Regions from separate parts of the Homo sapiens genome. Here region 1 is linked to region 2. A link is a loop called in an ENCODE intact Hi-C map of the cell type or tissue named here. Cell type or tissue: heart right ventricle. All regions are shown on one strand. Links, peaks and the distances in the headings refer to the core of each region. The heading gives the core; the rest is flanking DNA.

What was found. A loop is a pair of places that touch in the nucleus more often than their neighbours do. Peaks named below come from ENCODE experiments on the same cell type or tissue, not always from the same donor. Only the 100,000 strongest peaks of a DNase experiment are listed, where the experiment ranks them.
Region 1: a loop joins it to region 2, with 7 times the contacts of the local background. A loop is called at or near these places in 32 of 110 quality-filtered maps.

What each region holds. Positions count from the first base shown.
Region 1 is chr3:140,860,005-140,868,984 of GRCh38, forward strand. No RefSeq gene overlaps it. Among named protein-coding and RNA genes, the nearest start is that of SLC25A36, 77 kb to the right of the region's middle. RefSeq lists an enhancer at 3,854-3,903. In heart right ventricle, for the core only: a CTCF peak has its summit at 3,900 (motif pointing left); a DNase peak (open chromatin) is centred at 3,861.
Region 2 is chr3:139,936,834-139,945,813 of GRCh38, forward strand. All of the region lies in intron 1 of CLSTN2 (calsyntenin 2), which reads left to right. Among named protein-coding and RNA genes, the nearest start is that of CLSTN2, 6.1 kb to the left of the region's middle. In heart right ventricle, for the core only: no CTCF peak of the experiment used is centred there; a DNase peak (open chromatin) is centred at 4,054.

The sequences.
Region 1 (8,980 bases), core at 1,375-6,374, 920 kb after region 2:
CTTGAATCATTCTCAATCTTGCACCTAGCCCTACCTCTCTATATTATTCATTCACGTATCTACTGAGAAAATGCTTTCTGAGCATCTACTATGGGCCAAGCACAATGCTATGTGGACAGGCACTGCAGCTGTGGTCCCTGACTCATGAAACCCAACCTGGCCTTGTAGAGAGAATAAAATAGGCCTGTTTACCCACCTGCTTTGAGAGCTGTAAAAACAAAGCACATTGTCTCTCGGCAGCCATCTGAAACAATTAGTCTCAATTCTCAGCCCTAATGTGCTTCCATACTGTGAAAAAGTACTTTTTCAAGGGGGGAAGAAGACATAAATTAGTATAATAATGCAATTAAAATGCATTTTCCTTCCACTTATTTAAATTACTCTTTTTTACATCTTAAGAAAGTGCATCCTTTCTTGGAAGTATTTAAAAAGATTCAAAGAGATTGTTAAGATGAAGCAAGAAATGCCCCAAACACAAAACACAAACACCGTGCCCTGCAAACCAAGGAAAGCCACCCTCCCCGCAATGATGACTGCCCATGTCTACAAAAGACTCTGGACTTTGGGGCTCCACAAAGGCCCTTGGATGGAATTTCCCAGGACCAGGTCACTAGCCCTCTCGGTAAACACTTGTTTGTGTATTTGTTCATTCTCTCAAAATTTTCTTCTGTGCTGGCACTAGGAATCTCTGGGCCTGGCACTAGGAACACTGAGATGGATAGTGATATTGTTTGAATATTTGTGCTTCTCCAAATCTCATGTTGAAATGTAATCCCCGGTATTGGAGGTGGGGTCTAGTGGAGGTGTTTGGGTCATGAGGGCATATCCCTCATGAATGGCTTGGCATCATTCCCTTGGTGATGAGTGAGTTCATGCAAGATCTGGTTGTTTAAAAGTGTATGGCACCTCCTGCTCTCTTGCTCCTACTCTGGCCATGTGAGACACCTGTTCCCCCTTTGCCTTCCACCATGATCACAAGCTTCCTGAGGCCTTCCCAGAAGCAGGTATCAGTGCCACGCTTTCTGTACAGCCTGCAGAACTGTCAGTCAATTAAAACTGCTTTTCTTTATAAATTACCAAGCCTCTTCAATGAAATTCAACATCCATTCCTGTTAAAAACTGTCAATAAATTAGGTATTGAACGAACATACCTCAAAATTATAATAGTCATCTATGACAAACCTACAGCCAACATCATAATAAATGGGCAAATGCTGGAAACACTCCCCTTGAAAACTAGCACAAGACAAGGATGCCCTCTCTCACCAGTCCTATTGAACACGGTATTGGAAGTTCTGGCTAGGGCAATCAGGCAAGAGAAAGAAATAAAGAACATTCAAATAGGAAGAGAGGAAGTCAAACTATCCCTGTTTGCAGATGACATGATCCTATATCTAGAAAACCCCATCATCTCACCCAAAAGCTTCTTAAGCGATAAGCAACTTCAGCAAAGTCTCAGGATACAAAATTAATGTGTAAAAATCGCTAGCATTCCTAAACACCAAAAGACATCAAGCAGAAAGCCAAATCATGAATGAACTCCCATTCACAATTGCCATAAAAAGAATGAAATACCTAGGAATACAGCTAACGATGGAGGTGAAAGAGCTATACAAGAATAACTACAAACCAGTGCTCATAGAAATCAGACATGATACAAACAAATGAAAAAACATATCATGCTCATGGATAGGAAGAATTAACATCATTACAATGGCCATACTGCCCAAAGCAATTTATAGATTCAGTGCTATTCCCATTAAACTACCATTGACATTATTCACAGAACTAGAGAAAACTATTTTAAAATTAATATAGAACCAAAAAAGAACCCAAATAGCCAAGGCAATCCTAAGCAAAAAGAACAAAGCTGGAAGTATCACGCTATCTGATTTCAAACTATACTACAAGGCTACAGTAACCAAAACAACCTGGTACTGGAACAAGAACTAGACCAGTGGAATAGAATAGAGAACCCAGAAATAAACCTGTATACCTACAGCCATCTGATCTTCAACCAACCCGATGAAAGCAAGCAATGGGAAAAGGATTCCCTGTTCAATAAATAGTGCTGGGATAAATGGCTAGCCATATGCAGAAAATTGAAACTGAACCCTTTGCTTATACCATATGCAAAAATTAACTCAAGATGGGTTAAAGACTTAAATGTAAAACCCAAAACTATAAAAACCCTGGAAGGCAACCTAGGCAATATCGTTCAGGACATAGGCACGGGCAAAGATCTTATGATAAAGACGCCAAAAGCAAACACAACGAAAGCAAAAGTTGACAAATGGGATCTAATTAAACTTAAGAGCTCCTGCACAGCAAAAGAAACTATCAACAGAGTAAACAGACAATCTACAGAATGGGAGAAAAATTTTGCAAACTATGCATCTGACAAACATCTAATATCCAGCATCTATAAGGAATTTAAACAAATTTACAAGAAAGAAAAACCACTAAAAAATGGGCAAAGGACATGAACAGACACGTTTCAAAAAAAGACATACATGAGGCCAACAAGCATATGAAAAAATACTTAACATCTCTGATCATTAGAGAAATGCAAATCAAAACCACAATGAGATACCATCTCACGCCAATCAGAATGGCTATTGTTAAAAAGTCAAAAAATAACAGATTCTTGCAAGGTTTTGGAGAAAAAGGAACACTTATACACTGTTCATGGGAGTGTAAATTAGTTCAAACATTGTGGAAGACAGGGTGGCGATTCTTCAAAGACCTAAAGACAGAAATATCATTCGACCCAACAATGCCATTACTGGGTATATACCCAAAGGAATATAAATCATTCTATTATAAAGACACATGCATGTGTATGTTCGTTGCAGGACTATTCACAATAACAAAGACATGTAATCAACCTAAATGCCCATCAATGAGAGACTGGATAAAGAAAATGTGGTACATACACACCATGGAATACTATGCAGCCGTAAAAGAGAATGAGATCATGTCCTTTGCAGGGACATGGATGGAGCTGGAGGCCATTATCCTAAGAAAACTAACACAGGAAGAGAAAACAAAATACCACATGTTCTCACTTATAAGTGGGAGCTAAATGATGAGAAAACTTGGACACGTAGAAGAGAACAACACACACTGGGACCTATCGGAAGGTGGAAGGTGGGAGGAGGGAGAAAATCAGGAAAAATAACTAATGGGTACTAGGCTGAATACATGGGTGATAAAATAATCTGTACAACAAACCCCCATGACACCCACTTACGTATGTAACATGTACCCCTGAACTTAAAAGAAAAGTTAAAAATAAATTAATTAATTAATTAATTACCAAGCCTCAGGCATTTCTTTATAGCAATGCAAAAATGGCCTAACACAGAAAGGACACAGTCCCTGCCCTCAAGGGGAATGTCTAGTAGGAAGGCAGTCAAGCAAAAAAGAGTAGGACCCCAGGACCACCAGTGCTCTAACAGGGACACACACAGAGAAAGGGCCCCACACAGCCTGGCAGGGGGGCAGTGGCAGGGTGGGCTCCTCATAGGTGACCTTTTAGCTGAGTCCCCAAGGATGAAAAAGAATAGCCAGATGGGGGAGTGGATAAGGGGTTGTCCAGGCAGAGGGGCCAGCAGGGACAAAGCAATGGGTGTGTGGGAGAGTGTGGAGAGGAGAGGGGAATTAAGTCACCTGAGAAGATTAGTGGCAGGAAGTGAGACAGGGCTAGGGTGTAGGGACTTTGTCCTGAGGACTTTAAGAAACCGGAATGAGCCCCCAGGGAGCAGAAGTGGAGGGCCTAGTAGCCCAGAAATCACAAAATGAAGCCAGACACCCAACCTGCGAAGGACACAGTGGCAAGTCCCATTCCGTCCTCTGGAAAGCGCCGAGATTGGTATCCTGAATTATTGGTTTTGTGTCGCCACCTGCTGGCAAATTTTAAATTTGGTTCAATCAAATATTCAAAGAGAGAAACTTAAAAAAAAAAAAAAACAGAATAATTGCAGGCAACTTCCTTGAAGTTACAAAAGACCAAGTTAGAGTAAAACTTATTATAAAAAGAATATTATTTGAATTTAATTCAATAACAGGAGAGGAAAGCCTCACCTGAGATTACTGGGTTCAAAACCAAGCTCTACTACTTACCTGGTAAAATCACTTCACTTATCTTACCTTGACGTCCATAAAGTGAGATAATATTTTCTCAACTCACAGTTGTTGAGGGGAATAAAAGACATCAAGTGTGTAAAGAGCCTGGCACGTGGTGGAAATCCAACAGGATTTGGGGTTAGGGTGGTGGAAAACCGGCTTTGCACATGACCTATGGCCACCTCCTGCAACTCCTCCACTTCCTGTACTGGAAAGCTTCACTTAATCCTTTAGGTCTGAGACCTCAGGGAATGACATAGCCCCACACATGAACCACAGGCCAGGACAACTCCCTGCTCCCTTTTCCACTTTCTTACAGACCCCAGGAACTGAGGTGTCCCTTTCTGTGTTTCATGACCTGAACACTTGACCTGGCTGCCGTATGGGCAAAGGTTTTTCCATCATGCCTCTTCCCAAACCTCCTGTGAAGCCTGCTGATACCTGACTAGTTGATAATCCTAGAAAAACAGACAGGGAGCAGCAGAAAAGACAGATGGGGGAATGAATAACTAAGCTGAAGAAATCTTTTGTGTGTGTGTGGGTTCATACTACAGGTATATGTGTGTATGTATGTATCTCATGGGTTACATGAGATATTTTGATATAGGCAAATAATACAGGCATTTATTTTTTGTGTTACAATCTAATTATATTCTTTTAGTTATTTTTACATGTCCAATAAATGATTGTTGACTGTAGTCACCCCGTCGTGCTATTAAATACTATATCTTACTCATTCTAGCTATATTTTTGCACTCATTAACCATCCCCATTACCCTTCCCACTAGCCTTCTCAACCTCTTGTAACCTACCTTTTACTCTCTATTTCCATGAGTTCAATTGCTTTAATTTTTAGCTTCCACAAATAAGTGAGAACATGCAAAGTTTGTCTTTCTTTGCCTGGTTTGTATCACTTAACATAATGACCTTAGTTCCATCCATGTTGTTGCTAATGACAGGATCTTATTCTTTTTTATGGCTGAATAGTACTCCATTGTGTGTATGTACCACTTTTTCTTTAGTCATTCATCTGTTGATAGACACTTAGGATGCCTCCAAATCTTGGCTATTGTGAATAGTGCTGCAACAAAATGAGAATGCAGATATCCCTTTGATACACTGATTTCCTTTCCTTTGGGTATATACCTAGCAGTGGGATTGCTGGATCATATGGTAGCTCTATTTTTAGTTTTCTGAGGAATCTCCAAACTGTTCTCCCTAGTGGCTGCACTAATTTACATTCCCACCATCAGTTTATAAGGGTTCCCTTTTCTCCACATCTTCACCAGCAAGTGTTATTGCCGGTCTTTTGGAAAAAGGCCATTTTAACTGGGGTAAGATGATATCTCATTGTAGTTTTGATTTGCATTTCTCTGATAATTAGCGATGTTGAGCAACTTTACATATACCTCTTTGCCATTTGAATGCCTTGTTTTGAGAAACGTCTATTCATATATTTTGTCTATTTTTAATTTGATTATTATATTTTTTCCTACAGTGTTGTTCGAGCTCCTTATATATTCTGGTTATCAATCCATTGTTAGATGAGTAGTTTGCAAATATTTTCTTCAGTTCTGTGGGTTGCCTCTTCATTTTGTTGATTGTTTGCTGTGCAGAAGCTTTTTAACTTGAAGAGATCTCATTTGTCCATTTGTTGCTTTGGTTGTCTATGATTGTGGATATTACACAAGCAATCTTTGCCCAGTCCAGTGCTAGAGAGTTTCTCTAATGTTTTCTTTCCATGGTGTCATAATTTCAGGTCTTATATTTAAGTCTTTAGTACATTTTGATTTGATTTTTGTATATGGTGAGAGATAGAAGTCTAGTTTCATTCTTATGTATATGGATATCTGGCTTTCCCAGCACCATTTATTGAAGACACCGTCCTTTCCCCCAGTGTACGTTCTTGGCAACTTTGTTGAAAATGAGTCGATTGTAGATGTATGTATTTGTTTCTGGGTTATCTATTCTGTTCCATTGGTCTATGTGTCTATCTTTATGCCAATACCATGCTGTTTTGGTTACTACAGCTCTGTAGTATAATTTGAAGTCAGGTAATACGATTCCTACAGTTTTGTTCTTTTTGCTCAAGCTAGCTTTGGCTATTCTGGGTCTTTTGTGATTCTATATAAATTTTAAGATTATTTTTTCTATTTCGGTGAAGAATGTTACTGGTAGTTTGATCAGGATTGTGATGAATCTGTAGATTGCTTTGGGTAGTGTGGATATTTTAACAATATTGATTCTCCAAATCCATAAACATGGAATATCTTTCCATTTTTTTGTGTCCTCTTTGATTTCTTCAATCAATATTTTACATTTTTCATTGTAGAGATCTTTCACTTCTTTGGTTAATTCCTAGGCATTTTACAGTATTTGTAGGTATTGTGAATGGGATTACTTTCTTAATTTCTTTTTCAGCTTGCTTGGTGTTGACATATAGAACTGCTACTCATTTTTAGATGTAGATTTTGTATCCTGCAACTTTACTGAATTTATCAGTGCTGAGTTTTCTTGTGGAGTCTTTGGGTTTTTCCAAATATAAGATTATATTATCTACAAACAAGGATAATTTGTCTTCTTCCTTTCCAATTTGAATGTTCTTTATTTCTTTCTCTTGTCTAATTGCTCCAGCTAGGACGTCCAGTGCAATGTTGAATAACAGAGGTGAAAGTGAGCGTTCTTGTCTTCCTACAGATCTTAGAAGAAAGTCTTTCAGTTTTTCCCCATTCAGTATGATACTAGTTGTGGGTCTGTTTTATATGACTTTTATTGTGTTGAGATATGTTTCTTCTCTACCCAGATTTTTTAGGATTTTTATCATGAAAGGATGCTGAATATTATCAAATGCTTTTTCAGCATCAATTGAAGTGACTATATGATTTTTGTCCTTCATTCTGTTGATATGATGTGTCACATTGATTGATTTGTGTATGTTGAAGCATCTTTGCATCCCTGGAATAAATTCTACTTGGCCATGATGAGTGACCTTTTTAATGTGTTGTTGGTTTTGGTTTGCTAGTATTTTGCTAAGGATTTTTGCATTAATGTTCATCAGATATATTGGCCTGTAGTTTTCTCTGATGTGTCTTAATCTGGTTTTGGTATCACAGTAATACTGGCCTGGTAGAATGAGTTAGGAAGTATTCCTTCAAAATCTCTGATTTTAATTATTTGGGTTGTCTCTCTTTTTCTTTTAGTTTGCTTCCTCTGACTGTATATTGTCAAATAGGCTATCTCCGAGCTCACTAATTCTTTCTTCTGAAAGATTAAGTCTCTTGTTAAGAGACCCCGATGCATTCTTCCGTATGTCAGTTGCATTTTTCAACTCCAGAATTTCTGCTTGATTCATTTTAATTATTTCAATCTCTTTGATAATTTTATCTGAGAGAACCTTCAATTCCTTCTCTGTGTTATCTTGAATTTCATTGAGTTTCCTCAAAACAGCTATTTTGAATTCTCTGTCTAAAATGTTACATATCTCTGTCTCTGCAGGATTGGTCCCTGGTGCTTCATTTAGTTCATTAGGCGAGGTCATGTTTTCCTGGATGGTCTTGATGCTTGTGGATGTTCATCAGTGTCTGGACATTGAAGAGTTAGGTATTTATTGTAGTCTTCATTGTCTGGACTTGTTTGTACCCATCCTTCTTGTGAAGACTTCCCAGGTATTTGAAGAGACTTGAGTGTTTTAATTGGTTTTTGGTCACTGCAGCCATATCTGCATTAGGGTGCACCCCAAGACCAGTAATGCTGCGCCTCTTGAAGACTCATAGAGGTACTGCCTTGATGATCTTGGATAAGATCCAGAATTCTCTGGATTACCAAACAGGGACTCTTATTCTTTTTCCTTACTTTCTCCCAAACAAATGAAGTCTCTCTCTCTCTGTGCTGGGCTGCCTGGAGCTGGGAGAGGGGTAACACAGGTACCCCTCTGGCTACCACCACTGAGACTGTTCTGGGTCAGACCTGAAGCCCACATATCACTGGGTCTTGCCCAAGGCCTGTGGTAACCACTGCCTTGTTACTGCCTATGTTCATGTTCATTTAAGGCTATAGGGCACAAAAAATCAGCATGTGGCAAAGCCAGCCAAGCTTGTGTCCTTCCCTTAAGGGTGACAAGTTCCCCTGGCCCTAAGCAGGTCCAAAGATGCCATCCAGGATCCAGCATCTGGCATCAGAAACCTTAGGAATTTACCTGGTGCTCTATTCTATTGTAGTTGAGCTGGCACCCAAGCCATAATACAAAGTCCTTCCCATTCTTCCCTCCCCTTTCCATAAGCAGAGGATTCTCTCCGCGTGGCCACCACTGTCCCAGGCACATGAAGAGTACTGCCTGGCTAATGCCAATGTTCACTCAAGGCCTCAAAGGCTCTCCACTCAGCTTGTGGTAAATGCTGCCAGGCTTGGGACACTCTCTTCAAGGCAGTGGGCTTCCCTCTGTTCCAGGACAGGTCTAGAAATGCCATCCAAGAGCCAAGGCCTGGAATCAGGGACCCCCAAAGCCGGCTTATTGCTCTACCCCCACTGTGGCCGAGTTGGTATCTAAGCTGAAAGATAAAGTCCCCTTTACTCTTCCCTTTTCTTTTATGAAGCAGAAGGAGTCTCCCTGTATCCAGTACAGCTAGGAATGAACGGGTCACACCTGAAGCCAGCATATCTCTGAGTGTCACCCAAGGCCCATGGTAAGTAGTGCCTGGCTACCACTGCTGATTATTCAGGGCCCAAGGGCTCTTTAATCTGTAGGTGATGAATCCTGCCAGGACTGAGTCCTTCCCTTTAAGACAGTAGGTTCCATTCTGGCCCAGAGTGTGTCTAGAAATGTCACCTGGGAGCTAGGGCCTGGAATGGGATC
Region 2 (8,980 bases), core at 1,638-6,637:
ATAAGCAGGCATTCTGTTTCTTTTCAGCATTTTTTTTCTTGGTGTATCTTTGACAGGCAGTTTCTATTTTTAGAAATGAGAAATTTCATGAGAGAAAAACTCGTTATGAAAATATCTCAGAGTGCGGTAAAGAAGTGGCTGATATGAAGGGATCAAGCTGAGAGACTGTTGTTTTGGTGAAGACAAGAATAAAAAACAATGAACTTCCAAACATCTCCCCCCTGCTTTCCCAATATAGACACTTTGTTAAACAGGCAAATTACTTTTTTGGGGGGTGGGGGGGAGGAGATTTCCCATCACTTTGTAGCACAGTAATTGATATAAGCAGATGTCTGCAAACGGGAGTTTGAAGGAGGGTGAGAAGCACACAGCAAGTGCAGAACAGGGAAGAAATCATTTGGGAAGAGGATCTGGTGTGAGTAGTAATAATGCACGGCTGAGTTCTCAGGTCAGAATGGGAAGCTTCATAGAGGTAAGCGAGAAAGAGAAGGAGAGAGATAAAAAAGGAAAATAAAAACCCCAGGCTTTCAATGATTCACTTTATGTGGATAATTATGTGCATTTTAACCAACATCCGACTTAGAACATATTCATTTTTTGGTTAAAACTAGGCATTTGTCAGGTCGGGCATGGTGGCTCATGCCTGTAATCCCAGCACTTTGGGAGGCCGAGGCGGGCGGATCACCTGAGGTTAGGGGTTCGAGACCAGCCTGACCAACATGGAGAAACCCCGTCTCTACTAAAAAAAAAAAAAAAAAAAATTAGATGGGTGTGGTGACACGCACCTGTAATCCCAGCTACTCGGGAGGCTGAGGCAGGAGAATCACTTGAACCCGGGAGGCAGAGGTTTCAATGAGCCGAGATCGCGCTATTACACTCCAGCCTGGGCAACAAGAATGAAACTCCGTCTCAAAAACAAACAAACAAACAAACAAACTAGACATTTGTTTTTCCAGGGTAAAAAGTTTATTGGCCCTGCAGATTGAGAGTTAACTGTCCGAATTCCCCTTGTTCTCGCTTCTTTCCCCTTCCAACCACTGGGGGGCTGCAAAGAGCTCTGTTTGCTGCTGATTTTTTTTTCAAGATAAATGTGTAATATTTGATTACAACAGAGACATTTATTATGACACTTTAGTTAGTATTTACAGGACTGACTTTCCTTATAACAATGCACTTGCATTTTATGTTTCCAAATCATATGATCTCTGAAGAATGTTTGAAATGATAAAGCTGTATGTTTTGTGTATAATGCACCCTGCCTCTGACTTTGCCATTTTTAAGGTTCATACCATTGTTATTCCCATCACAAAAAAAAAAAAAAAAAAATCAGGAAGGCGTGTGAAGATTGAACAAAAAACCAGATACTTCTTTCGTACAATTCTGTATTCATGTGTAGAAAAACACTGGGAGTCTGGAGTCAAGCTTTCTGACAGAGTTGAATGCACCCTCCAAACAACTGTCTGGAAGCATGTGCTCCCAGCTTCAGTCTTGTGTAAGATGTTGTGTCTGTGGTGCACAGCTTGTTCTGCCTTTGTGCTTCTTGCTTCTTGCTTCTTGCTTTAGGGACTCGAGCAGTTAATCCCGGACAACTACCTGGGGTTTTCACAGAATCACTGTACTTTCAGTGTAGACATATTTCCAATTTCAGAAATCACACAGTGGCCAGGCAATTATAACTCCTTCCCTTCACCCTTACATATTTTGGCTATTCAAAAAAGATAAATACTTCTTGGATTCCATGAAGAGACCAGATCACATGCTCATGTTCTATGAGTAAAGCTGGTAAGGTGTTGTGGACCCAAAGAGTTTCTGGAGGCAGAGAAAGACATGTCTTATCCAAGGGAAGGAAGACAATGCAATCTAGACAACACCTCAAAGTTTGTGCTAAATTTGGCAAAATGTCAGTGGTCCCAAGACCTCAAGGACTTGGTACACAGTCCTTCTTAAGTTCCCAACATCTAGGCATAGAGGTCATTTGGAACAATACTCAAGTATAGACCATCAATTGTTGTAGTGCCCGCCTTGTGTGCTAAGAGCCTTGCTCAGTGCTCTGGTTCTGAGCCAGTAGCAGAGGACCACCCTCCACCCCTCCCACCCCTACCTTTCTTTTTTTTTTAATTTTTATTATTATTATACTTTAAGTTTTAGGGTTGAGGAGCTTCTGTTTTAGTTGGAGAGACAAGATTTTTATGTGAAAATTTTAAGAGAGTGGCAGCGGAGAGAATTTGTCCAAAGTATAGTATTGACTGTGATAGAGACACAGGCAAAGGAGATGGGAGTGCAGAGACAAAGTTTACAAAAGCAGCATGTGGTAATAGGTAAGGAGGAGGATGGAGCAGAATTATAACAACAGTATGGTGTAATTGTAGTAATTTCAGTGTATGGAGTCCCTCTTTAGTATGTCACAGGCACTGTTGCTAATCCCATTACATGGGCAATCTCTAACTCTTACAACACATGCAGAGCCAGTGTTAGCCCATTTCACAGATGAAGAAACAAATTCTATGAGAGGGTAAATGAACTTGCCAAGACCTCCAGCTAGAGGGTGTGGCACTGGGATGAGAATATAAAGGTCACTATACCCAGTGCCCCCTATTTGTCAGATAGTCTTCCCAGTGGTTTTGAAAGCAGGTCTAGGGACCACAAGGAAGCTGAGCTGTTTGCATCTTTGAGTTACCCAGGAGCCCTTGTGGTCCTGCCCACAGAAGAGCACAGTATGAGTGTCTAAGGCTGTTTAAAAGGGCATGCAGGTGAGGTGAGGGAAACGGACCTTGCTCTCACCATGGAAACCAATGTTCTCGCTTAGAGCAGTCACCTCATTCTCTCTCCCACAGATTCAAAAACCATCCTTGAATATTCCAGATTGCACACTGCAGAACTTCCTGCAGGGGCAAAGGTAGTGTGGAATTTTTATGGTGGATTGTTCTAAGTCATCTTTGGGTAAGTAGCAGGTGTCTTCTAGTGGTATAACAGAGTCATTTTTCCAACTGAAGCACAAATGCCAAAAAGCCCTCAGCAATGCATCAGAAAGTGTACTCTGACCTGCTGCCATCCTGAAACGCCTGTGGTTCTTGGACCGGAATGTGCCCTTTACCTCTCTTGGATTCTCTGGGCATCAAGCTAGTAGGTCACCTTCCTCAGCCCAATTTTCACTGTTACTCAAGATTTGGCCTTCCATAAGGAACCTTCCCAGGCTGGTTACTTCTGAGTGACTTGCCTCTCTTTCCTGCATGCCTGTGTTTCCTTGTCTGACTCTAGTCCTCAGGGCTCAAAGACCAGTGCTAGAGGCTCATTCTGACTCTCCTGGTATCTCCAGAGCCTTGCCTCAAGATATGAGATGAGCAGTATGCAGTGATTTGCTTGGTGAACACACCTGTTTGTAATCCCTAGTGCTGTCATTTCTTGACATAGACAATTTATGTGTTTTTCCTTCTCCTCTATAAAGTAAAATTTGGGCATATGGCCAGAAAAACTTGAGTTCCAAACCTGGCCCTACTGCTTCCTAGTTAGATGATCTTGGACAAGTTAGTTAACCCATCTGAGACTCAGTTTCCTCATCTCTAAAATGGGGATACAGAGATCTACCTTGTAAAATAGTTGTCAGGGCACTTAGCCCAGTTTGGGGCATGTAAAATGCACTAAATATACAATGACTAATTATTGATCACTTGAACAGTTAGTTTAGTGTCTGAGATTTGGTGAATTTTTTTTTTTCTGATCTCTTAGAAATCCAATAGCTTTGTTCATATCTTTTCTCAGCTCAAACTGTTATCCGTTCCTCTGTTTCTCAGTCTCTCTCTGCCTCTCTCTCCTTGTGTGGATATGCACCTGTGTGTAAATATCATATATAAATGTAAATGCACATGCATACACACGCATTTGGCTTGACTTGTTTGTAAAAAGACATGCTTTTTTTCACTAGTCTATGGATGTCTTTGAAGCCAGAGCTCCATCTCATTCATCTCAAAGGCCCTGGCACTTAGTGCAGGGCCAGCTCAGAGTAAAGGTCAGCAATATTTGCTATCTAAGTAAATAAACAAGCCTGTCTCCATGTGCTAGTGCCAGAGGTGTGGGAGGTTCTGGTCTCTGGAGGGAGAGCTTATGTGGTGTGATCTGGGTTGTAAGGAAAGATCTCCTGCCCAGTTCATACTTTCCTCCAAGCCCTGCTACCTGAGAAAACAGAAAGGCATACTTTTTTGTTTAAGGTATTGACAAGTTTTGTGATAATACATGTTTATATGGAATGGGGTAACTGAAGCTATGATATTCAAATAACAGCTTGAAATCGATGATTGTTTTATTAGCTGTTATCTAACCCATGACTAATTGGACCCTGTGGAAATGGTTCCCTGGGAAAGACAGGTTTTGAGGGTAGACCATGGGGAGGCCTGAGCTGGGGAAGAGCACTGAGCTGAAGATCCTGGCACTGTGTAGGACAGAGGATCATGCTCTGAGATTTGGGAAAGAAACAAGCAGTAGGCCAGAGGGAGTATTGGTCAGAGGAGAATGGTTAGAATGAGAGTTAGCCCTTCCAGACATGCACTAGGTCCTGTTCTCTAGCCTTTTCAGCCAATTACTATTTCTCAGCCTCCTGTTATTCTCTGTGAGGGGAACAAAAAGATAAAAGCAAGTTCCAATTATCAAAGAGTTCACACTCTGTCTAGGGCAAACACTGCACATCACACATCACACAAACTATTGCAGAACTTGGTGACTTATGGGAAAATCATAGATTGTGCATCACAGACCCCCCGAAGCCTTGCAGGAAAGGAAGAAGTTGGCAACAATAGAGGTCAGGAAAGACTTATGGAGAAAGTAAAAGGGATGTTGATGGGTGGGTAGGCATTGGGTAAGCATATGTCAGGGGCAGGGGTTTGCACTGGACAGGTAAATACAAGGTGGTAAGAGTGATTGGCACACAGGCACGAGTGAAGAGGGAGCTCAGCCAGGTCAAATATTATTTCTGCATCAGATTCCAGAGCTAATAAAACAGTGAATGTTTATTGAGTTCATACTATGTGCCAAGCACTATCTTGAAGCACTTCACATATGTCGGTTGGTTTGATCCTCGTACCAACCCTATGAAGGAGGTAAATCTACAATCTTATTTTTACAGAGGAGTAAACTGAGTCACTGAGAAGTGAGGTAACTTGCCCAAAGTCTCAGAGCTCAGAGGTGGTAAAACTGGGGTTACAAACTCAGAATACACTGGTAGGCATGGGTTCCCCTCTTCACACAGGCTTACCTATTCAGAATGATGTGATGTCTGCTTGAGGAAGGCTCTGAGTGAGGTCAGAGAGGCTCTGCTGCCCTGGAAGGCATTGCCTTGCTGTCCAAGAATATTTGCTTGGATTTTACTTCAAAATTGCTGAAAGAATCGGTTTCCCTGAAAGCCTCACTCTCTGACTCACTTCTCCAAGTGAGCAATACCTGTTTCTTCTCATCCAGACAGCTTGAAGCCCTCCTCACCTCCTGTCATGCTTGGCCTCAAGCAGAGGAGGCAGCCTTCTGCACTGTATAGTCCCAGATGTGTTTGGAGGGGTCTCCTGCACCAGAAAGACTATCCCAGCTGGCTGGCCTTTGTACCGACAGTTCTCCTGATTCGGTTATTCATTTGGGTTAAATATTGCCCTCTTCTGACTCCGTTTTAGGCCAGGATACATACTTTTAAACATATTAGGTGGCTAGATAACAAAGTGGATAAGAAGGGGATGTTGAGAGGTGTGCATGGCAAGGGCGGGAGGAGATCATATAGGAATAGCAGATAACCAGACTGTTGATCGGGCTGCCTTTTCTTCCACTCTCACGGCAGGATTTTATATATGCCCATTGTATTGTTCTCAGATACCCCTCTTACACATTGGTAAATGCACATTACAGGGCATATAGCAGCAGATCAAAAATCAGGACAAGGGGTCAGACTGTGTGCAGTTGATTGCAATCCAGCACCAGCGAGCCAGTGTGGTGAGCTAGGTGACATCTTGGACCATGGCCACTTGAAGCCCATTTCTTTCACTACTGAGCAGTTTTCTAACTCTAAGGACAGGCAACTTATTTCCAATACTTTCTCAGGATCTTGCTTGTCTCCAGCTCAAGACCCTCTACTCATATCAGTCCTCCCCAGAGATTGGCCAGAGATGCCCCTGATCAATACTTTTTTTCCCTAGCTCACTTTGAGCCTCCTACCCCACCCAAGGCTCACTCAGTATCTGTTTCCTTTAGGATGCCGCAGCCCCATATGTCCCAAACTAAGCTCTCATTTTTCCTCCAAGAATCTACTGCTTCTGCTGTGGCCTCTGGGTGAAAGGTACATCATCCATACATTCACCCAAGCCAGAGCCCCCAAGAGTCCTCCAGCATGCTTGTCTCTCCACAAATATCACAACCCATCCTTCCTCATGTCTGGTTGATCCTATCATCACCATCTAGAACCTCTCCTCAATTCCCATTGCTTCTGCCTTGTTTAGCATCTTGTGCAAATGAAAGCACTAAATTCTAATTTTGACCCCCTCTCCAACCCTCCCATTATGCTGCTGTCAAGGTGGCAGCATGTATGCCAGTCCCACCAGGCCTGCAAGAAACTCCATCTCAGTCATGAATTCTATCTTTCACCCTCCACGCTAAGGTCTGTAAGGTTTTTAAGAATAGCTTAACACTCTGGAATTGCCTCAGATTTCCCTCCCTCACAGGTTATTACTGCTTGTGATGCCCATTGTCCAAACAGCATGGTGCCTTGAGATCCTGGGGTGTCTACTTCCACAGGCAACAGACGATACCACCAGCACCTAGAATCTAATATTCATGCCACATTCTGTAGTCACTTCCCCAGGGGTGCTATCACCATCTGGGGATGGGAGCTGGAACAGGCTACCGGTTCCCATCCCAAAGGAAATCAGCTCGTCTCAGTTTTAGGGTGGGTACACAAAAGCCACCCACCTCCAACCTCTCCCATCCCAACCATAACCTCAGTTAGGGGCTCAGGCATTCACAGAGCAAAGGCCAGGACTGGAGGTATCTTCAGAGAACTTCTGCCTTCATCCTTACAACCCAAACCTCCTTCTTAGAACAGGCAGCCATACCCCTTCTGATAAACCTGTCCAGGGAAGCCCCAGACCTCCCAAAATAGATCCCAAACTCTCCAGCCTGGCGTAAAAGTCTACGATTTTGCCCATCTGGCCTTCTCTCCTGTCAGTGAACTTTCTAGAAATTTCCAAATAGTTAATGCTTTCATCTTTCAAGAACTTACTATGCACCAAGCACTATTCTGACTGCTTTATAGATATTAACTCATTCAGCCTTCCTGACCACCAAGTGAGATGTGCACTCTTATTATCCCCTTTACAGATGAGGAAACTGAGGCAAGGAAGGTTAAGCTACTTATCCAGTTTACCCAAGTAGTAAAACAGCAGAACTGGGATTTAAATCTAGAAAGTCTAGTTTCAGAGTCCCCCCTTTTATCCAGCCCTGGATGCAAAGTGGAGCCACTTGAGAGAGATTTAAAATAACACCAATGCCCAGAACCCATCCCAGAGATTTTGTTGTAATTGCTCAGGGACAGCACCTGGGAATCTATGTGAAGCTCTCCAGTATTTCTGGTGCCCAGCCAAGACTGAGAACCACTCCAGCAAACTCTACTGCTTCTGCCAACTAAGTGGTACTTCCAGGTGGGGGCTGTGCTCCTCTGTCTTTCACCCACCAGTCCTTTATTTTCTCTGTCAAAGCTCCCATTGCCACCTGTCTCCCAGGGTGGCTGTGAGCCCTTGGAGGGGGAAGTGCCCTGCTCACCTCTGTATGACTGTTGCCCAGCACTGTCCAAGGCCCAGAGCAAATGCTGAGTGTTGAGGGGGTGACTGGTGCTAGGGCGCTGCTGCCCACGCTGGCTGCAAATCCTGCAGGGCTCTGTGCCCATGTACCTTCTCCCGTCAGCACTGCTTCCTTCCTTTGGTCATGGGGAGGAGCTGCCCATCAGGCCTTTCCCTTTTAGTTATTTGACTATCTGCCCAAACCAACTTGCAGCATTTGCTCCGTAGTGGTTTAAAATACTCGCTTCCGCACATGCGTCAAGAGAACATTAACCACCTTGAAATGTATTAAACAGTCAGGCCGGCAGATACCAGTGGAATTCTCATTCAGAAAGGCTGTCGGTGTTTTTCTCATTGCTTCTGAGAATGCTTAATTGGCTAACATTTGACTTATTTCTATGGAATCACTGCATCAAATTGTCATGTGAAAATTGCCAGTTAAAAAAAAAGACATCATTTTTGTGACTTCAGCCACTTTGCATCTCTATGATGTCTGCTGTATTATATAGTTAGGTAAAACTTTGGAGTCTTAATCAAGTCTGACTAGAAAACCACTGTGGAGTATCAAAGAAAGGTCATGGTCTCGGACTCATGTGACCTAGATCCACTGATGAGTTGTGAGGTTCAGGGCAAATCACTCAGCCCCTCTGGGTGTGAGTCTCTATCACATGCAGAAAGGACACAATGGCACCTCCTCTACCCAAGAAAGTTCTAAGTATTCAAATGGAAGTGGCTCTGTATGCCTTTTGAAAGGATAAAGCGCTTACAAAAACAAGGTGATCATATTTAAGAAATCTTCGAGGCTTAAACCCCAAAACAAAACTCTACGTCTTTCTTTCTTTATACTGTCTTATTAATTTAGTTAATTATATTTTCAGGAGAAGTTTGAATTTAGTGTGAGTCTCTTCCCAGTTCTTTGATGTGTAGCCTGCATGTGTCACACAGCTGGTAGTCACCATGGTTACACAAAAAATGCAGCAGTTGCAGGCCCATAAATTTTCAGGAAGAACCAGTCAAAACTGTTAATATTATGTCAAGTTGATGTGTTGTTTTCCAATTTGCGTGGATAACTGCATTGCAGCAGATTAATTAAAACAGATAAATGTTAATCTAATGCATGTCTCCTTGTAATTAATGAAATATAACCATTACAGAGGTGTTTGATTTATTATTTTAAT